2 separate regions of the Homo sapiens genome follow, and region 1 is linked to region 2. A link is a contact called in ENCODE Hi-C or POLR2A ChIA-PET data. All regions are on one chromosome and are shown on one strand. Each heading gives the region's core, a stretch centred on a gene start or an enhancer-like site at or near the end of the contact. The rest is flanking DNA. Distances are from core to core; before and after follow the strand shown. Region 1 overlaps CAST (calpastatin). Region 2 holds the start of RFESD (Rieske Fe-S domain containing).

The links. Hi-C counts contacts between places; a loop is a spot of excess contacts on that map. ChIA-PET counts read pairs that join two places held with the same protein, here RNA polymerase II (POLR2A). Pooled maps may share reads with other maps.
Region 1: a loop to region 2 is called in a map of gastrocnemius medialis, with 6 times the contacts of the local background. The contact joins the enhancer-like site here to the promoter of RFESD in region 2. A Hi-C loop is called at or near these places in 1 of 168 maps with a recorded cell type or tissue (gastrocnemius medialis) and 16 of 50 pooled maps. POLR2A ChIA-PET finds 5 or more read pairs at or near these places in 1 of 52 experiments (activated CD4-positive, alpha-beta memory T cell).

Annotation. Positions count from the first base shown.
Region 1 is chr5:96,695,277-96,701,773 of GRCh38, forward strand. It overlaps CAST (calpastatin), which reads left to right. Exons shown (of 32, transcript NM_001750.7): 3 at 560-631. Among named protein-coding and RNA genes, the nearest start is that of CAST, 36 kb to the left of the region's middle. Within about 2 kb of position 4,340, at least 2 of the 41 ENCODE cell types and tissues checked have a DNase peak (open chromatin) inside an H3K27ac peak, as active enhancers do; they include gastrocnemius medialis, where a contact is called at or near this core.
Region 2 is chr5:95,643,556-95,650,348 of GRCh38, forward strand. It overlaps RFESD (Rieske Fe-S domain containing), which reads left to right and starts at 3,222. Exons shown (of 6, transcript NM_001131066.2): 1 at 3,222-3,262.

The DNA of each region.
Region 1 (6,497 bases), core at 3,090-5,589, 1.1 Mb after region 2:
ATTTTATCCTATTACTATCTATAATTCTATTATTCTAATAATTACCTGGCACACCATAGTACTTAATAAACATTCATTATTATAGATACTGTTTTCAGCTTTTTTAGGTTATAGTACTGTGATCAGTATCTTTGTAGAAAAATACTTTTTCTCTTCTCTTATTTCCCTAAGATACATTTTTACAAGTAGAATAGCATCTTTGATACATATTTCTAAATCACCCTGCATAGACATTGTAACATTGTATACTCTCTATGGCACTGTAAGGGTGAGTGAAGTTTTTGGAAGTACATGAGAACTGCCTCAGTGAGTTTTGCAGTTCTCCAAAATCACTGAATATTGAACAATTGAGACTTATTCAACTTACTCTTCATTTCAATATTTGTATCATCTTCAGGCAAAGTAACGAAAAATTCAAAGCATATGTTTACTTTGGGTGTGTTTCAAATATTAGTCTGATTTTTGCTTGAGAAAATATTTGTATTGATATGTAAGTTTGCATTTGACTACATTGGTAAGGTGTTTTCCCCCATTGAAACTAATATTTTCTATTTTCAAGAAAAAAGCAGCAAGCCTCGGCAGCAGTCAATCCTCCAGAACCTATGCTGGTGGAACAGCCTCGGCCACCAAGGTCAGTGATTTCCTGAACACGAAAAGACCCCTACTGTATTCTACAGGGATATGATTAGTGGGTGGGGCCTGTAGGAATGGCAAACAGTGTCCAGATATCACTGAAGGTTTTTTAACAAAGTATCATTTCTGTGCTAGAAGAGAGAATATAATTTCTTAATAATGATGTGAATGATTTAAAACCTAGTAAAACCATTTATTGTATAAATCTTCTTGGCATATAATAAGCGTTAAATAAATATTAATTATTATGATGACTATCTGCAGATAATATTAAACTTTTGAACATACTGTGAGTAAAAACGTAGTGCTCCCACTTTAGAAAATAATTCATATCCTCCTCATGGGCATTAACCACACCAGGCGTGCTGCTAGTGCTTTATGTAATTATATCACGTAATCCCCTCACAATCTTCTTCTTATTCCTTTATACCTGAGGAAACCAGAGCTCAAGGAGGTTAAGTAACCTTGACAAGCTCACAACGCCAGTAAGATGGAGATAGGGCTTGAACCCAGGTTTCCTGTTAAGAGGTCTTTGACAATGCTGGGTCTTATAAACTCCATCTAAGCAATTTTTGGTAATATAACCCTTCAAAGTTTTGCAACTTATAAAAATCACTGAAACCTCACCTTTCGAGGCAAGAAAATGGCCAGGCACAGTGGCTCATGCCTGTAATCGCAGCACTTTGGGAGGCTGAGGCAGGAGGATCACCAGGAGGATCACTTGAGCCCAGGAGTTCATGACCAGCTTGAGCAACATAGTAAGACCCTTTCTCTCCTAAAAAAAAAAAAATTAAAAATTAGCCAGGCTTGGTGATGCGTGCCTATAGTCCCAGCTACTCAGATGGCTGAGGTTGGAGGATCACTTAAGTCTGGGAGGTCGAGGCTGCAGTGAGCTGTGACAGTGCCACTGCACTCCAGCCTGGGCAATAGAACAAGACTCTGTCTCAAAAATAAAAAGAAAGTCTAATTTTATAATGTTAGCTAGTAATTTTTGATAAATAAAATTGTTTTGGGAGTCCACGGTGGGCAGATCACGAGGTCAGAAGTTCAAGACCAGCCTGGCCAAGATGGTGAAACCCCATCTCTACTAAAAATACAAAAATTAGCTGGGCATGGTGTGTGGTGGTGCGCACCTGTAGTCCCAGCTACTGGGGAGGCTGAGGCAGGAGAATGGCTTGAACCCGGGAGGCACAGGTTGCAGTGAGCCGAGATAGCGCCACTGCACTCCAGCCTTGTAACAAAGTGAGACCCTGTCTCAAAAAAAAGAAAAAAAAAGTTGTTACATTCAACCCATTTCAACTTTGTGGTCTTTTAGTATGTCCAAGATTATCTAAAACCTCAACCTATGTTTCAGGAGTATCTATACAACTATTTAACGTAAGCTTTTTTTTTTCTTTAAAACTGGTGGCTATCTTATGGAAGTCAGACTTTCTCATAGATGTCACTTGCTCAATGAAGAGTTAGTATTTTCGTGTCACTCAGAGTTCTGACTGCTCTCCAAGTCCCTGATGGTGCCCAAACCAATAATCAGCTGAGAAGCTCTAACGCTAAATACCATGCCACTTTAAGACCCGTGCCTTTTAAAGACCTTTTCAAAGCTCTCTGCTACCAGTCAATAAAAATATAAAAATCATTGAAAGACCATGAATCGTAAATACAGGGAGTTAATTAACATTTGGAACCAACATAAATTCAAAACTGAGGTCTGCTCTTTGTTAGCCATTCTTTACTGCTGCTGGAGACACCACAGCATTCACTGATGGCCACTGGGTGAGAGAGTTGCTTACACAAACAAATATGAGTTTGGATTTCCTCTTTGCCACTATTATTTGTCCAGTCCCACTGAGCTTCAGTTTCTTCATCTGTAAAATGAGGGTTGGACTTCTCTTGTCAGGGCTGTTGAGAGCCTTAAATGAAAGAAAATAAATACTAACACTTAGGCCTGGCCCTGGCATTTAGCAGGTGCTGGGAAAATGGACCTCTCCTGTGATTGATCATGTTAATCTTCATATTCTGTTATTTCCAGGTCTCCAAATAAAAGAGAGTCTTCAACTAAAAAAGATTAACTTTTATTGTTATCAGGACTTGTATTTAGCATACACTTAAATTATGCCACTAAAAATGATACACCTCATTAGCAAAACACCCACCCAGTGAGATTTAGTGAGTTATTTGTAAATGTTCCCACACTTGCTATTATCTAAACTTTTGAAGGTTTAGTACATTGTGGAAAACCACACCCAGTTTTTTCTTGAACGTAATCATAAGAATCAGACCCTTTCCATGTTTCTTTTTTTTAACGTAGAAGTTACCCTATTTTTCTGAGATGGGATAGTTATAAAGAATTTGAACATCTCCCCACAAACCCTGTTCTGTCTTAAGAGCTGGGAGGGGCAGGGCATAACTGGGAAGTGGAGATGATTTAGCTATATGTTTATTGCTTTAGTATTTAACAGCAAACATGAAATTCTTTTTTTGGCTTTAAAAACACCATCCTCTCCCATTTCCATTCTTATGTCTGCTGTTTCTCTTTCTCACCATGCTTTTCTGACTCACTTTCCTTTGCCAGTTTCCTAAATGTGAGTTCTCCAGGGTTTGATTCTTCACCCCTTCCGTTCTCATATTTTTTACTTTTATAAGGTGTTGAACAAACGTAATTGCTTATTTCTTCTTTTGATGCCAGATTGGAATGGTTGTAACTCATAGCATTATCCCTTAAGGAATTACATACCCATGCATCATTTAGAAAAGCTGGGGGTAATAGCATAACTTGAAGCCTTTTATTACACAGTTATCATGGCACACACAGGCAAAATAATATTCTCCCAACACATTCTGAAAAGGCGTGACAGAGTGGTAGATAGAATTGGAAGTGAGAACTAGTGCTAGTTTTCTTGATTCTGGAAATAGTTAATTTGAAATTCAAAATAAGTGATAATTTTACAATTATTAAGAAAACTTTAAAGTTTTAAAAATTAAGTACTTAATTTGAAGCATATGTGTAAGCTATGTATTAGAGAATGGTTTCTATATATTGTAGAATTGTTTTATGAGAATGCTTACAAAATGAGGAATTGGGCCCTCAAATAATATCCCTTCTGCTATGCAGTTTTAGGTTTCAAAGATCTAATGCTCTTAAGTGATGTAAATTTTTCTAATTCAAAATAATTAGTGTAAAATATTTAGTTCTTAAAATTTAATTTTTGGTAAATCAGTAGTGAAGATGAGGCTGCGGAAATTATACGGACTCTTACTAAAGCCTATATGAAAATAGTTGTGATCCATAACCAGTCATGCAATTTTATTTCTGGAAGACTTGTCAGACAACTTCTATTTCACCAACCTGACTGTTCAGGTGAGGAAACCGAGGTTCAAATTGCATTAGGAATGTCTCTGTAGAAGACCATGCTATTAAGAAGATGTACTGGTTAAAGTTGTTAGTTCCAATTAGAACCCACTCTGACTAAGCCAAAAAGGAATTTCTTAAGGAACGGGGTAGCTGGTAGAGAAATCCAGGAGAGTACAGCAGAAGAAATCTAAAGCCTTACAGCAGTACTAATGCACAGTAACACTATGAGGCTTTCTCCTGCTGCCACCACAGCTCAGCTCCTGTCACATGTAGGACTGGGTGCCAGAACTCTGCCACTGACAATGCAGAAGACTCAAAATCCCTATTATAACATGGATTTCCTGGTGGGCAGCAGCCTGCACACGTTGCTCACTTCCCAGCTCATTCTTGTTTGGCACATCTGATTGGCCAGTGTAAATCACATGCCTTCACCCTGCTCCAAGGGAATCTGGGGGTGTGAGTCTTCTGGATCCTACTTTGGGAAGGCATGGACTGATAAGGCAGGAAATTATCAATATGTGGTGAGGTTTTTCAAATATGTGGCCTCCTGCTGAATGACAGATATCCATGACAAAGGAAAACAGGAGAATTACCTAATTGAATAGGAAAACTACAGATGACAAGTTATTCAGCAACATTAGGCCTTTCAAACAGAAGAAAGCGCAAACAACTTTCCTCCCAGCCTAGACAGGAGGAGATCTATGAAGGAATAAGCACCTATCAGAGAAATACTTTCGTGATTTGGGTCCTGAGTCTGCCATAAATAGCTGTGCTGACTTTGGCAACACAGCTCTCTTCCCAGGTTCTTACTTTTCTCATCTGTAATAGGAGTGAGGGTTTGGGTTAACTCTTCAGGTACTGTGGAGGGTATGCTGACATTCAGTGCCAGCATCAGCCCACAGTACCCTCCTACCACGTGTGGTTTGTGAGATGACTGTGTGTTAGACAAGAAAGCGTTTTTATTTTAATAATTATGCTTATATTTTAATGTGCTATAAAAAGTAAACTAGCACATCAACTCCTAATCCCATGGCTATTTTCATTTATAGTGAGGCTGAATTTAAGGTTAAAGTAAATCTACTTCTTTTAAATTAAGTAAACATAATATATCTATGGCAGGTTAAAAAATATTATATAAGTAATGTACAAATAATAACCAGGGCTTGAGAAATAAGATCCAGAGCAGTAATTCTCACCTTTTAATGTACATAATGAGTCAGTGTGGGTTTTATTAAAATGAAGATTCTGGTTTAGGAAGTCCAGGATGAGGCTGAGATTCTGCTTTTCTAACAAGCTTCCAGTGGATGTGCTGCTGCTGCTTTGGCAACCACATTTTGAGTAGCCAGGAGACTGAATAGTGCAGAATGTGGGTAGTTTAGGCTACCCATAACCTAAACATCAACTAGAGAATCTGATTAAAATGCAGATTCTCAGGTTTGAAGCCAAGAAATTCTGATTCGCCGGGGTGGGGGAAGAGCCCAGGATTTCATATATTTAATAGGCATTCCCAGGAGTTTCAGATGCAGATGATTTGAGAACCACACTGGCAGGAAGGACACCCTCAGGGATTGTGATGGCCACAGCACAGCAGTGGAACTACATTGTTTGCCTTCACTCTAAGGAAAGGAGCCTTTTTCCACCTGACTTACAGCAGAAGAATCTTGCGAAAAAAATTTTTTTTTTTTTTTGAGACAGGGTCTCACTATTGCCCAGGCAGGAGTGCAGTGGTGTGATCTCAGCTCACTGCAACCTCCACCTTCCAGGTTCAAGCGATAATCCTGCCTGAAGCCTCCCGAGTAGCTGGGATTACAGGCAAGCACCACCGCACACAGCTAATGTTTGTATTTTTAGTAGAGACAGGGTTTCACCATGTTGCCCAGGCTGGTCTGGAACTCCTGAGCTCAGGTGATCCACTTGCCTCGGCCTCCCAAAGTGGTGGGATTACAGGCATGAGCCACCATGCCTGGCCAGAAAATTTGTTTTATAACCATGTGATTACTCATCTGTACTCATCAGGAGCACAGAAATACATTCAGAGATAGGCATCATTGAGCTGCCTAACTCTGGAAGCTGTGGGGCCCAGGGCCCATCCCTATGGGGTGTGGCCCAAATTAGTCACCCTGTGCTGTTTTTGTCACAGGAGAAATTAATGTCAGTGAAACCTAGATGAGCTTTTAGTCTATTTTTAAAAAGGAATGACAATACTAATGATCAACAACAACAACAAAAAGGGATATATAAGCTATATATCAAGAAGAATTCTAAGTCCGGGTGCATGGCTCATGCCTGTAATCCCAGCACTTTGGGAGGCTGAGGTGGGTGGATCACTTCAGGTCAGGAGTTCGAGACCAGCCTGGCCAACATGGTGAAACCCTGTCTCTACTAAAAATACAAAAATTAGCTAGGTGTGGTGGTGCATGCCTGTAATCGCAGCTACTCGGGAAGCTGAGGCAGGAGTATTGCTTGAACCTGGGAGGTGGAGGTTGCAGTGAGCTGAGATCACGTGACTGCACTC
Region 2 (6,793 bases), core at 1,972-4,471:
AAGATGGACAGTGTTGTCACTTATAGAGATGGAGAAGACAAAGAAATGCAGATTTATGGGAGAGAACTAGTATTTCGATTTTGAACACAATGAAATTAGAGATAGCTATGAATTATCAGGTTAAACTATTGTATGTTATAATAAAAAACAACCTTAAAATTCCAGGGGCCTTAACATAATAAAAATTTATTTCTCACTTAAGTTATGTGACTTTCACGGCCTAGTGGAAGTTAGGAAATTGGTGGGGAGATGTAGTCTCTGTTCTGCATAGTCACTCAGGGACCCAGGCTGGTGGAGGCTCCACCATCCAGAATGTTGTTAATTCTTATGACAGAGAAAGAGGCAACTGGAGAAGTCTCATCTCAGCTTTTCTATGCTTCAGTCTACAGCCCATTGTTCAAAACTGGCCATGTGGCCGCAAAAAACTGTAAGTGGAGCTGGAAAATGTGGGGTAGTTGATGGGATATCTGGTGAACACCACTGTTTCTGCCACAATAGCCCCATAGAAATGTCAAGTAGGCATCCCCAACAAACGTATGTCTGGAGACATTCATTTAGGAGTCATAAGCACATAGGTGGTATTTAGAGCCACACTCACTGTCATGTAATCTGAGTTCCAGGGCCTAGTAAGGGCAGTATTATCACCCTTTTCTGGTGTGAAGGAGTAGGAAATCCAGATTGGTGGACACCCTTCAAACTTCCCTGTAGTGAAACTAGCAGCACACAGGTGCCTTCACTAGCAGTCAAGACAGATTGTGGCTTAGGATTGAAGGCAAGTTTTTAACTTCTCTAAGAGGGGAGTCTTGGTGCCTGAAAAGTCTGCCTAGAAACAGCCTGATGCTCACGGCAGAGGGACTAGGCTCACAACTTTCAGTTGAAACCACACATGAAGATATTGAGAGCCAAAATCAGGGGGAAAGCTGGCCACAGGAACCACTAGGTGTCACTAATAGGCCAAAGTTAGAAGCGCGGAAAAGGAAAGGCTAAAAGAACAAATGAAGGAAGGAAAGAAAAGGTAGTACCTGCCCTAAGATGGCCACAGGTGAAACTTAGTGGTAGCATTGCTAACATTGTTCTATTAAAGAAAAAAAAAAGGCAAAATAACAGTAGAAATTATGAACTTTATTCTGAACAATAATGACTTCCAAATAGACTGGATGGGTTCTTGCTGTTACCTAATGTGCATGCCTGTGTGTGAATGGTTTTGTGCATTTGTGTGTGTGTGCACTTGGGAAGTGGAGAAGGGTAGTTTATTCTGACCTCCATTATAGCTTTCCAAACATCACATGACTAACCATATGAATACTTTTGGTAGAGATAAAAGAAAGTTTCTCTTCTTTCATCCTACTTGTGTGTATATGCATGTATAACTACTGAGGTCTTCAGTTTATTCAATATCAAATTTAAGGTCGATGGATCTAAGATGTGTCCTTTTTTAATGCCCAGAATATGACAAAGCAAAAAAGGATTTCTAAAATGGCAAACCTTATTTAATCCTTCGATGACAAGCTGGGGACTACTAACACCTTCCATGTGCCAATAAAATCATTTGGGATGACTAACAGATAATGGAAATTACAATAAATCAAAATATATTTTATATCTTTGATAACTGATACATCAAAACTAGATAGTTAATTTGTGTTTGGGTCAGTGAAAAAAATGGCCAAAAGGGAAATGACCCAATAAAATATTATTGATCACCATAAAACTGTATTGAAGAGAAAAAAAACAGAAGAAACTAGCACTGGAAACAAATTATTCTGAGCTATTCAACTTCTTACATGTTGAGGCTCATTTAAAAAATGGCATTTATATAGCACACTGAGGTAAATGGACAAAGTTCCTGGGTTTCGGCTGCCCCAGTTCATTGGGCCACCCTAGAGCCTGAGATCACTATGTCACCATACTAAATACAAGTTGTAGTGTTCAACCTTGGGTTCACACTGGAATCACTCAGGAAGTTAAAAACATACATTGAATCTGCCCACTCCCTTCCCACCCCAAATAATCTGTGTTTTATTTTGTTGGTCTGGCATACAGACTGGGCATTACGACTTTTCAAAACTCCCAAGCGACTCTAAGGCATAGCCAGGGTTAAGAATCACTGCACTGGAAAGTAGTCAAGGAAATTAAAAACTTAGGCTCATCTAGTTTCCCAGCTCGGAACACAAATATGAGGGTTTTGGTGGTTTTCTTTGTTGTTGTTGTTGTCAATTCAGGGAAGTACAATGAGAAAAAAGCAAAATTGCAAAGTTCATAATATGAAAGTGAAAACTCTCCATCTCCTCCCAAAGCAACCACTATTGTTTCTTTTGATTTTTCGAGAAAAAGTTTATGTACATACCTGCATGTTTGTATTTCAAAAAATAATTGTTTACATTAAAGAGAGGACACCATATATAGTATTCTACGCTTTGCCTTTAATATTCATTACATGATGGGCCTGTCCTTTGAGTATACAGTACACAGCTACGAAGTAATTCACATGTCTGTACTGTTGTGCTGTGTTTTATTGAACCATTCCTCCGTGTTATCACTTCAGCTATTTTCACTACTTCACAGCAATAAACATTTTTTTTTTTTTTGAGATGGAGTTTCGCTCGTGTTGTCCAGGCTGGAGTGCAACGGCGCGATCTCGGCTCACCGCAACCTCTGCCTCCTGGATTCAAAGCGATTCTCCTGCCTCAGCCTCCTGAGTACCTGCGATTACAGGCCTGGGCCACCACGCCCGGCTAATTTTGTATTTTTAGTAGAGATGGGGTTTCTCCATGTTGGTCAGGCTGGTCTCAAACTCCCGACCTCAGGTGATTCGCCCGCCTCGGCCTCCCAAAGTACTGGGATTACAGGCGTGAACCACCGCGCCCGGCCTTAACATCCTTATACATGGGTTACCAGCATCGCGACGACCTTCTGCAAATATTTTTATAGGGTAAATAACTGAATGAAGTCGCTGGGCGCATCTAAAATTTGAATAAATGTAATGAGATCAACAAACAACTAAAAAGTAAACTGATGCTATCCACATTTGTCAAGTACACGAGTATGCCTGCCAGTTTGAAGGTGCTGGCGCGGCGCTGTTGGCCAGAGATCTCTATCAACCAGGGTCATCTGCCGGCAATGCCATAGAGGCGGTCCCGGGGGCGGGCCTTCTTGGGTCACGTGGACGGCCTCGCCCCGCCCCCGTCGAGGCGCCGCGCACGTCTGGAGCTCTGGCTCGTGCAGTAGCGTCACGCGGAGGCGGAGCGAGGACTCGGGGACAGTAAGTTCTGTTCTCGCCGCGCAGGGGGCGGGCTGGCGGGACCAGCTGCTTCCGGCTGGGCTGCGGGCGTGGACTCCTCATTCCGGCTGTGGCCGCGCCGCTGCGGGGCCTGAGGCCCTCTTGGGTTTTGGTTCAGCGTTAGTTAACGGTTAACCCGCCAAGGCGGGCTTCCGCCCAGGCACAGGAGACTCACCGAGCTTGTTCACCTTGAAACTTGGGCCACACCTGAGACCTGCCACCTAAGGGGGGTACGCGGGTCGTTTTTAACAAGCTTTCATGGCATTTGTGCCATGAAAGCTCTAAAGTATAGAAGCTGCTCCAGGGCTTCCGCAGCCCCGGCCGTCCTGGAGATACTCGCCTCCTGGAGTCTGTGTCGAGAATTTGCAGCACCTGGACAGCCACGTGCAGTCTCAGAACTGCAGGCGGTCTTTACCGAAATGTTAAACACAACTTGAAGTTAGGCAGGATAACTGCCAGAGCTGGATGGACCTTAGAGGTGCCAGCTAACGCGCTGTGAGCGTTTTCTGCGGTTAGGCCTGCTCTAAACATTTGACATGTGTTAAAGCATTTATGTGCTTTACCCACACCCCTATGTGGCGGGCCCTTCTTAAAGTAAAAGAAACTGCAGCACAGCGAAGTTAAGCAACTTGCCCCAAATCACGCAGAACTGGGATGCAAACCCAGGTCTAGCTCACTCGTGATCACAATTCAACATCATACGATGGTGCTGATTTCCAGAGCAGCTCTGTGACTTTATATAAAATTATTGGGCAAGCGTTCAATTGTAAACATTCGTGAACATAGCTGTTGCACATTAGCGTTCCTTTTTTTTTTTAATTCAGGACCATCTTTGGTGACAAATATAAATATCAATACTATATATATCACCAATATACATATTTGCTTTGCTAAAAGGTTTCTGTGTCTTCAGGATAGTTTACTTGCAAGCCTCATGTTTTTATAAAAACGTGGGTGCTACCTGAATAAAACTAATGCCTACCCGTTGGCGGTTTTGTGAAGACTAATGAACTATTATATTCAAAGGGTCCAAGCAGTAGGCATTTACTAAAGGACAGCTAGTTTTATCTGTTATTATTCTGCCATTCAGAGAGATACCAAAACTACTCTCTAAGGCATTTCTCTTCCCTGCATGTAAAAGCAAGGGTGTCATACTTGAGATAAGCATTCTGATAATGTGTAGGCAAAGTTTCCACACTTGGTAAAAGCATCTTAGTCATGGTTCAAGACGAGTGACAAGTAAGTACGTTTCACTTCATGTTTCTTTTATCTCCCGTGTCTTGTGGAAATTTGAGTTACACTAAATATTTTTTTAAATTCCACTTGAATTTATTTCCTTTGTTGGAAAGGAATCTAATAGTGACCGAGTATCCATTTAGCTAATTTGTAATTTTATATGGAGTTAGCACCTTTAGAAACCAATTTTAGGGACAGGCCAAAAATTTTTCTCGAAGAGAACATGAAACACAACGACTAAGTTTTTCAGGGGGATGTTTTCAACTAGCCGTCAAACTGTATGAGTTGTTTAATTTTCTGTTTCATTCAGTTAAGATTCTATTATCTTAAAGTAGACTTAAAATCGAAACATATTGGGAGTTTATGAATAGTTCATCAAAATAACGATAATTAAGGTGAACACGTGGGCTTTCCCTATTGTGTGAATGGATCATGATATTCACAATAGTAAGAATAATATGGGTGTTAAATGTAAAAAGTCCTCAAATAGTATAAATAGTACCATTTAAGATACATAGAGGAAACTATTATTTGACATATAAAATTATACTTTTCTAAGCAAAATGCACAGCCATAATCATAGTTCTCTGAAACCTTTATCATTTAGCCCCAGTCTTCTCTGCTCCTTTTTTATCAGTCCCGTAAAAGTTCACCAGTTTGTCGGGTTGGAGGCAAACCTTGCAAAAACTGTAAGTTTGTAGTGACTCAAATTTGAGAAAGACCTGTATTTGGTTCTCATTTATTTGGGAGTTGGGAAAACATAATTAACTTTTGATATTATACTACATCTCTTGTATTTCGTTACTTTTTGATAGTAGTGCTTTTTTTTTTTTTTTTTTTTTTGGCCTGGAGGAAAACAACTATTCATTTATTTCCTCCTTTGGTGCCAAGTTTTGAAATTAGCTGTACAAAATTCTCAAATAGTTAATTCATGACCTATGCACAGGCACATTCTCTGAGGATAGAAAGGGCAATTTTGTTCCATTTTTCTTGGGTTTGGGGTCATTTGCTACATAAATATACATTAGGATACAACTTAAATCTTGAAAAGAATAATTTTAATTATAAGAAAAAAGTAAATACTTTTAGACATTTAAGAAATGTTTATTATCCCCTTGCTTTTCTTGATATATTTACCCTATAGTACATATATCCATGAATAATATACTGTTTGGTTTTGCCACTTTTGTGATAAAAACGGAAACATACTCTGAATTCCTTTTTAAATTTTTCACTTGCAATTATGTTTTTTGAAATTAAGCCAACTTGATGTAGAGATACATTTTTCACTGCTGTACAGCATTCCATTGAATGAACATACACATTTTCCATTCTACTGTTGATGGGTTTTGTGTTGTTTTTGTTTTTTGCTGTTATAACTATTCTTGTGTATGTTTCCTGGTGTACCTGTGTGCATTTCTGTGGCATATACCCAAAGTGGGATTATTATTATGTTTAACTTTACTAGGTAATGCCAAATTGTGGTAGCACTAATTTATGTTATCACTAGCAGTTCCATATTTTCACTAATACTTGGTATAATTTTTTGTCAGCCTGGTGGATAGAAAATAGTATCACATTAATGGCCTTGCTTTGCATTTCCTTTGCGTTTTCCTACTAATGAGATTGAGTGTCTTTACATATACTGGCCATTCAGATTTCTTTATTTGTGAAATGTTTGTTCATGTCTTGCCCATTTTTCTATGATTATTTGTTCTTTTTTTACTGGCCTATAGGAGTTCTTCACATATTCTGAATCTCAAGAGTTTGTCAGTTATATGTATTGCAAATTCCACATTTCTTTCTTTTCTTTTTCTTTAGCCTATTTCCCCTTATTTCAGTTCATTCCTTTGTCTGTTCCCATTTTTCTTATTACCCCTCTGTTCTGTCACAAAATGTGATGAAGGCTGCATGCCCAACTCTGAAGGCAAATACTACCACCTGATCAATTTGTGTTCTTTGAGTACCTGCCAAAATCAAATAAAACCAGATGACCATTCAGAGATAGTATTCTTGCCTCCTATCAGCCATAGCTAACCCAGAAAATCATGGCCATGGTCCTCTTTGCCTTTGCTTTAAAATAATAAACTTTTGCTTTTTTATTGTGAGATAATTTTTAAAAACAGCATATGTATTACTTTTCTATCCCCCCCTTTAAAAAAAAATTAGAGCAGAATTAAAAATGCAAACTTCAGAGTACAAATTTGACATCCCTATAATTTTCTAAGTTTGATGTGTGTAATGCCTTCTTTTATACATTGAATTCAAAGCCCCTGT